2 separate regions of the Homo sapiens genome follow, and region 2 is linked to region 1. A link is a contact called in ENCODE Hi-C or POLR2A ChIA-PET data. All regions are on one chromosome and are shown on one strand. Each heading gives the region's core, a stretch centred on a gene start or an enhancer-like site at or near the end of the contact. The rest is flanking DNA. Distances are from core to core; before and after follow the strand shown. Region 1 holds the start of MISP3 (MISP family member 3). Region 2 holds the start of ADGRL1 (adhesion G protein-coupled receptor L1).

Region 1 (3,599 bases), core at 528-3,027:
GGACGATGAGACGGACATGGCCCAGCTGGAGGCCTGTGTGCGCTCTATCGAGCTGGACGGGCTGGTCTGGGGGACCTCCAAGCTGATGCCCGTGGGCTACGGTATCCGGAAGCTACAGATTCAGTGTGTGGTGGAGGACGACAAGGTGGGGACTTACTTGCTGGAGGAGGAGATCACTAAATTTGAGGAGCACGTGCAGAGTGTCGATATCGCAGCTTTCAACAAGATCTGAAGCCTGAGTGTGTGTATGTGTGCGCGTGCGTAAGGCCCTGCCACGATTAAAGACTGAGACCGGCAAAAAAAAAAAAAAAAAAAAAAAAGAAAAAAAAAAGAAAGAAAGAAAAGAAAAAGAAAAAGAAAAAAATGTTCCCGTGAAAGGGGGCCAAGAACCCAGCCCAGTTGGCATGGCTGGAGGAAGGACCAGGAGATGATGCAGTGGGGAAGGTGCTATAGAGAAAACTTTTTCCCAGAAGTATACAGCTTATTTATTTATTTATTTATTTATTTATTTTGAGACAGAGTTTTGCTCTTGCTGCCTAGGCTAGAGTGCAGTGGCGCGATCTTGGCTCACTGTAACCTCCACCTCCCAGGTTCAAGTGATTCTCCCACCTCAGCTTCCCGAGTAGCTGGGATTACAGGCGCCCACCACCAGGCCTGGCTAATTTTTTTTTTGTATTTTTAGTAGAGACGGGGTTTGGCCATGCTGGCCAGGCTGGTTTCGAACTGCTGACCTCAGGTGATCCTCCCGCCTCGGCCTCTCAAAGTGCTGGCATCACGGGCATGAGCCTCCATGCCCGGCCGGTAACTGTATTTTTCCTTCTGGGCACCCCAGAATGGTGGGGTTGGGGGCAGGTTCTGGGAAGAGTCTGCTTCCATTAGGGGGAAAGTGGAAAACGTCCCTAGGGGAGGGTGGCCCGCGCAAGGGCATCGATCCTGCCCTTGAACCGCATGATCCGGCCCCAGCTGCTCTTTCCCCCTACCCTGGACGCCTCCTGTTTCCTGTCTGGGCCTCCCCAGGCGCCCGGGCCCAAGGTGACCGCCTTTCAACTGCAACCGCTAAGCTGCGCCCACGGCGCACTGTGTCCGTCTCTCCCTCCTCCCTCAATCCGGGAGTGCCCTTGGCAGCGGACACCTCCCGGATTTTTCCGGGAGGAGAGGGGAAGCCGCTTCTCGGCTTGGCGTGGGGGCAGTGGTGCGCGGCTGGGAACCTCGCTGAGCCCAAGCATTGGTAGGGAGACCCCAGCGGCCAGTAAGGCGGCTCCTGGCGCCCCCTCGGGCCGGAGCTGTGCGCTGCAAGGCTGGATCGGAGGGAGGGCCCAGGGGCCTGAGGAGTCGCTGCCTGCCGGCTGGCACGACCAAGCGGGACTGCCCGGGTCCCGAAAATACGGCTTCGGGGGACACCTCACCAAGCGGCTAGTGGTTCAGAACCCCAGTCCGACGCGCTGCTGGGCCCAGTCTCCGGGACGATGACGGGGACATGGCTCTGAAAAAGTGCCAGGGTGCGCTCAGTAGAACCCAGCACCCAGAATGGCCCCCCAGAGAGCGGGGCCGGGTCTAGGGAAGCCCTCTTCCAAGAAGTCCCGTGCCCTGAGGTGACTGGGCGCGCTAGTTGATGAAACTGAGTGCCCCACCGAGGCGCCCCTGTCCCGAGGGCGGGGCCAGGGCGGGGCGGGAGTCCTCCTGGCAGGTGCCGGGGGCGGTGCCCGGCCCTGCCCCCGGGGGCCGTTCCTGGAGGCCAGAGGCGGGTCAGAGAAGCCGCCGGTGCGGGCGACGCCTTGGAACCCACGGCCGCCACTGCCGCCACAGGTGCCTCACAGTGCCCTCTGTCCTCGCTCTGGGAATCAAAACCCCGGTTGGGAACTGAGGCTTCCGAACTGCTTCCAACCCTGGACACGAAGGCCCCCACCGGCCGGAGAACGAAACCCTGGGGTCGTCTGAAGAGGAGGGCCAGGAGTCCCCAGGGCCAGACAGCGAAGCCCCAGAGCTGCTGCGGAGCTGAACACCGAGGTCCCCAAGCCCTCCGCAAAGGACGTGGAGATCCTGGAGCAAGAGAGCGAAGTCCTCGAGCCATCAGTCGAGCAGGACGCAGAGAGCCCCGGGCTGTCCACAGCTGCGGGCTTTGAGAGTCCTGAGCCAGGCAGAGACGACCCTGGGCCGTCCGAAGCGCAAAGGGCGGAGGTCCAGGGGCAGCATCCCCCTCCAGGCCCTAAGACCTCCTCCTCCAGGTCAGGCTCGGAAGCCCCCCACCTGCGTTTTCCGCCGTGCCCCGAGGCTCCCCAGCGTCCCCCGGAGGAGCGGTTCATGGAGACGCCCATCGAGCGCGAAATCCGCCGCAGCTGCGAACGCGAGGAGAGCCTGCGCCGGAGCCGGGGCCTGAGCCCGGGCCGCGCAGGCCGTGAACTCGTCGAGCTGCGCGTGCGGCCGGTGCTCAACCTGCCGGGTCCTGGCCCCGCGCTCCCGCGCGCCCTGGAGCGGGCGCGGGCGGGCGCGCAGATGCAGCGGGACATCGAGCGGGAGGCCCACCGGCAGGCGGCGCTGGCGCGCCCCGCGGTCCCCGAGCCGCGCGCCCGGTCGCCGCCGCAGCCGCTGGGCGAACTCAAGCGCTTCTTCGAGGCCGCGGCGGGGAGCGGCTCCTCGGCGGGGGCGGGGGACGGCGCGGGCCCGCAGAGGCTGCCAGAGCCTGGGGGACGGCCGCGCTCGGCCGTGCAGGGCGGGTGCCGGGTGCTGGGCAGCGCCCCGCCGCCTTTCACTCCGTCACTGCTGGAGCAGGAGGTGCGCGCCGTGCGCGAGCGCGAGCAGGAACTGCAGCGCCAGCGGCGCAGCGTCTATGGCACCGCGGAGTTCAAGGAGCCTACGCCGAGCCTCACCGGTAAGCCGCGGGCGTAGCAACGCCGGGACCCCCAGGGTTCCAGCCGCCCCCACCGATTGCCCAACTTCAGTGGCCCCTCCTGTGGCCCTCCGATTCTCGGGGTCTCTCCCTCCAAGCTCCCAGACCCCCTCTCAATTTTGTCTCTTGCCTACCCCTTCTGGAGCTCCATTACTCGCTGTGATCCACCCCTCCACCGGGAGTGATGGACTCTCTGATCCACACCACCCAGGCTGCGCGGGGGTGGGGGCATTCCAGATGTCTTCCTTTTTGTCGGGTTCCAGGGAACCCTGACTGGGTTCTGGCACTCCTGGGTCCTCCCTCTGAATTTTCGGGCTCCTGCTTCTCCATTCTGGGTTCACCTCCCTCCTCCCTCGGGTTCCTGGGTGCCTGGAGTTGAATGGAGGCTTTCATGGGGAGGCGGAGGGTGAACGCCTGTGTGTGTTTAAGGGGTGCGGCCGGCCTTTCATCCTGGCTGCCGCCAGCTGGTGAGCTGAGCGCCCCTTCCCCCGCAGCGAGCAGGGGCGACGGAAAGTTGGTGGTGATCTGGCCCCCCCGCAGAAAGGTCTCGGAGAACGGCCTGGAGCAGGTGGGAGCCCCCTTACCCGTGTGCCTCTAGCGCTTGTCGGTCCCCCCACCCCTCCGGTGCCAGGACGCTTGGTGGGGAAAAGTGCATCCTCCCTGGAGGGCCACTCTGGTCAGAACTCAGTCTGGGACGCATCCCCGGGGTGAA
Region 2 (3,599 bases), core at 564-3,063, 130 kb after region 1:
AGGAGAAGAGAATGAGGGGTGTGGACCCTCCGTGGGGTTGATCAATTCAGGGGGCCAGGCCCTGGAGAGCAGGTGGAGGGCACGGAGCTTTCAGGCTGTGAGCCAGGGTGAAGGAGTGGGGTCTGGGGTCAGGTTAGACTCATGCCAGCCCTTGGGGTGTTGGAGAGAGAAGCAGAAACCAATGGTCTGTCCCCAAACAGCATGGAGGTCAACGGCCCGGAATAGACATTCACCCTCAGGTGTGCCCCACTGGATCCGACCTCCTCTAAGCAGTGACTCCCTACCAGGATAAGGGAGCCGGGCAAGCAGAGAGGGGAAGAGAGAAAGACAGAGAGAGATAGAGAAAGACAGAGAGAGTGAGAGAGAGAGAGAGAGAGAGAGAGAGACAGACAGAGAGAGAGAGAGCGCGCGAGCCAGCCATCTTGGCAGCCATTTTGAACCCCTCCCCCTCCTGCCCCCAGGCACACATGTTGGGAAGTGGGATGTGGGAAGACAGACCCCAGCTCTGAGTCCGGTGGAAGCCAGGCGGAAGGGGGGGCCCTGCCTGGAACTGGGATACAGAAACACCCACGCAGCTGGCATGGCTGGGGGTGGATGGGGGTTGGAACAGGAAGAAAGGGTCCAGGCAGGTACAGTGAGGTGTTGGCCAGGGATGGGGCAGTGTGAGGACCCGGACTGGAAGTGTAGAGACAGGGGTGTGTGTAGCCAGCGGCTGTCTTCAGATGGGGGCCAGGGGTGCACTGGAGAGATACCTGGGAGGGCATTTTCTGGACACGGCTGGAGCAAACACAGCATCCCCCCACCCCACCACTTCAGGCCTGGACTCGGGTCCCAGGACCGTCAGATGGGAGGATGACAACCAAACCCTCGCAGCTCAATCCAATGCGCACCTGGGGTGGGGGTGGGGAGCTGTCCTCAAAGCACGAATAATCCGAGTGGATCAAACCTGCCGGCCTCCCGTGCTTTAACCCGGCACCACGGAGAGAAGGTGCTGCCCGGCTGCACCCCCTCCTCCTGACAGCGGCGCCCCCCGGACTGCGGCCGGCTGGACACCCAGACGGACCCCTCCCCATCCCCCGCGCCACTGCCTCCCAGAGAAAAACAACCCCCTCGCCCAGCATCCTGTGGTGCCAGCCCCCGACACGGCTCCTCTGGGGCGCGGGGCCGGCGCGCGGCGCGCACACGCACCCCCTCCGCTCACACCCAGACACCTACACAAACAGGGCGCCAAGCACCCGCGCGCACACGCACCGGGGACACGCAGGCACCGCCGCGCCGCTTCCCCACAAAGGCTGGCGCGCGCGCGGGCACACGCAGCCACGCGCGGGCACACTCGCGGTCCCCTCCCCCCGCCAGGCACCCTGCGGTAGCCCGTCCGCACCCCCGCGCCCCGGGCGCTCCGTGGGGGCCGCCCCTCCCAGGCCCCTCGCCAGTGGGGGTGAGGTGCGGGCTGCCCCCGACGCCCCTCCCGCTCAGGTGCGGTGCCCCGCGCGGCTCCCGTGTCCCCTCCCCCCTCGCGGCCAGGACAGGCCCCGGCCTCCCATCCTTCCCGCCTCCCCTCTTCCACGCGCCCCGCACACCTGGCCCAGGTGCGGCTTCGCCCCTCGCCCTGGGCCCGCAGACACTCACCTGTCCAGCGCCTCTCTGGGGTCGGCCCAGCGTGTCTCTCCTGCGGCTCGGCGAACCCGGGCCCCCCGCCCGGCACATCTCCCGGAGCCGGGGCTGGGGGGAAGCGGGTAGGAGGTGGCGGGACGAGGGCGGCCTCCGTGTCCCTTCCTTCCCCTGGCCCAGCACCGCCGCCGACCAAAAATTAGGAAAAAAAAAAAAAAAGAAAAGAAAAGAAAAAAAAGAGGCGGATTACACGGATCCAAAGGCGGCCCCCTCGCGGCGGCGGAGGCTCGGGACTGGGGGCGATCGGGTCTGCGCCCCTCCCGGGGAGGGAGGCGGTGGGGCGGGGGCGGCGTCAGAGCGCCGGGGGCTGGGGCGAGGCGGAGCGCCCCGAGGCGGCGCCGGCAGCGGCCCGCATCTCCCCCGCAGCTCCGCGGCCCCGACGGAGGCGGCACGTGTGCGCCCAGGCGACTTCCCAGCCCCCTCCGACGCCGGCGGTGGACGAGGGGTTAACGGGGCAGCCGGGGCGCCCCTGCAGGCCCCCGCCGCCCGGCGGCGCCGCTCCGGGGCCCGCGCGGCCCCATCAGCCGGGGCCTCCTCGGCAGACGGCGGGGCGGGGGCACCGCAGCGCCGACAGCTCCCGCGCCGACGGCTCGGGCTCCCCGCAGTGGCCGCGGGGAGCTCGGGTTGGGGGCGGGCGGCGCGGAGCTGGCGGAGGGGGGCGGCGCGGCTGGAGGCGGGTGCCGCGGCGTCGCGCCCCCGGTGCGGCCGGAGGGGGGGCGCCGGGCCGGGCCCGTGGGCACCGCAGGACGCGCGGACCGAGCCGGCGCCGGGCACCAGCAATGACAAGCCGCCTGCTCGCCCCGCTCCCCGGCGCACCCGCTCCGGGAGGGGGGCGGTGGGCGCGCGCAAAACCCGGCCCGGAGTCGCCGCCCGGGACTGGCCGCCGCAACCCGCTTGAGCGCCCCAGGAGCCGGCCCGAAAACCCGGGCTGGACTTTCCTTCCTTTCGCCTCCTCTCGCCTCCTCCCTGGAAAAGCAGGGAGAGGGAAAGCGACGTGCTGGAGCCCCGCGTTGGAGCGGGGAGTGGGGGAAGGGAGACAGGCGTAAGGAAGACCCGGAGCGGATTTTCCAGTGAAGTATAAGGAAAGGCGCCGAGCCCGGGGAAGGAGGGCGCAAATGGGGAGATCTGGAAGGGTTGTGCAAAACCCGAGTTGGATTAGATAAAGATGGGAGGAACGGTGTTGGAGCGGGGGGTTGGGGGGTAGATGCGACATGGCCAAATGCACCCGGGGCACGCAAATTTCGGGCCGGATTCTTTCTCGGGAGACGGAGTAATGCGTCAGGCCTAACGCAGTGGAAACAAGCAAGACCCGGCCCGGAACTCCCGGGACCTGGGTTCGCATGGTGGGGGGTTCTGGAAGGGGGATGCTTAGTGGCTGAGGCGACTTGGGCTGCCCTCATCTTCCTGGCAGCGACGTGCAAGGGGGACGGGCAAAAGGAGGACTGGACTCGGGTACGAAGGGATTTGGCGCGCTGGCTGCACCGGAGCGGACAGGTAAAAGCGGTTTCTGGATCCAGGGGCGCTGCGAAGGGAATGCGATGAGGCCGCTACCCTGGGAGACCAGACCTACAATAAAAGGCGAGGGAGGCACGCAAAGCCAGGACTGGAGCGCGGGACGGGATGAGACCCTCAGCAGAAGATCCTGGGCCACCGGGACAGGGGCTTGGAGCTGACCGGGCAGCAGGGGCGGAGGGAAGCGTTAGGGGGAGGTTTGTACCTGTAAACGCCTCAAAGTCTTGCTTTTGGGGAGGGGGTGCGAGGGGAAAAATTGAATTTTATGTTCTCTAAAAGAGTAAAAACCCGGCATGGATTTTCAACACCTAACAACTCCATTGCAGCTGGTGGACTCTAAGAAGTAGGGCAAGAAGCAGGCTTGGGTTCCCAGGCATCAGACCAAGTGAGGCGAGGGGCAGGTTTCGGGTTGAGGC

Evidence for each region. Hi-C counts contacts between places; a loop is a spot of excess contacts on that map. ChIA-PET counts read pairs that join two places held with the same protein, here RNA polymerase II (POLR2A). Pooled maps may share reads with other maps.
Region 2: a pooled map shows a loop between it and region 1 (3-fold over the local background). The contact joins the promoter of ADGRL1 here to the promoter of MISP3 in region 1. A Hi-C loop is called at or near these places in 1 of 168 maps with a recorded cell type or tissue (naive thymus-derived CD4-positive, alpha-beta T cell) and 9 of 50 pooled maps. POLR2A ChIA-PET finds 5 or more read pairs at or near these places in 3 of 52 experiments (AG04450, activated B cell and endothelial cell of umbilical vein).

What each region holds. Positions count from the first base shown.
Region 1 is chr19:14,071,009-14,074,607 of GRCh38, forward strand. MISP3 (MISP family member 3) reads left to right here and starts at 1,778. Exons shown (of 3, transcript NM_001291291.2): 1 at 1,778-2,869; 2 at 3,382-3,455. The coding sequence starts at 2,302. It overlaps MIR1199 (microRNA 1199), which reads left to right and starts at 2,353; the gene lies at 2,353-2,471. It also overlaps the pseudogene EEF1DP1. RefSeq lists silencers at 1,597-1,766, 2,337-2,746 and an enhancer at 2,934-3,454.
Region 2 is chr19:14,204,356-14,207,954 of GRCh38, forward strand. ADGRL1 (adhesion G protein-coupled receptor L1) reads right to left here and starts at 1,814. Exons shown (of 23, transcript NM_014921.5): 1 at 1,630-1,814. RefSeq lists silencers at 2,428-2,487, 2,508-2,607.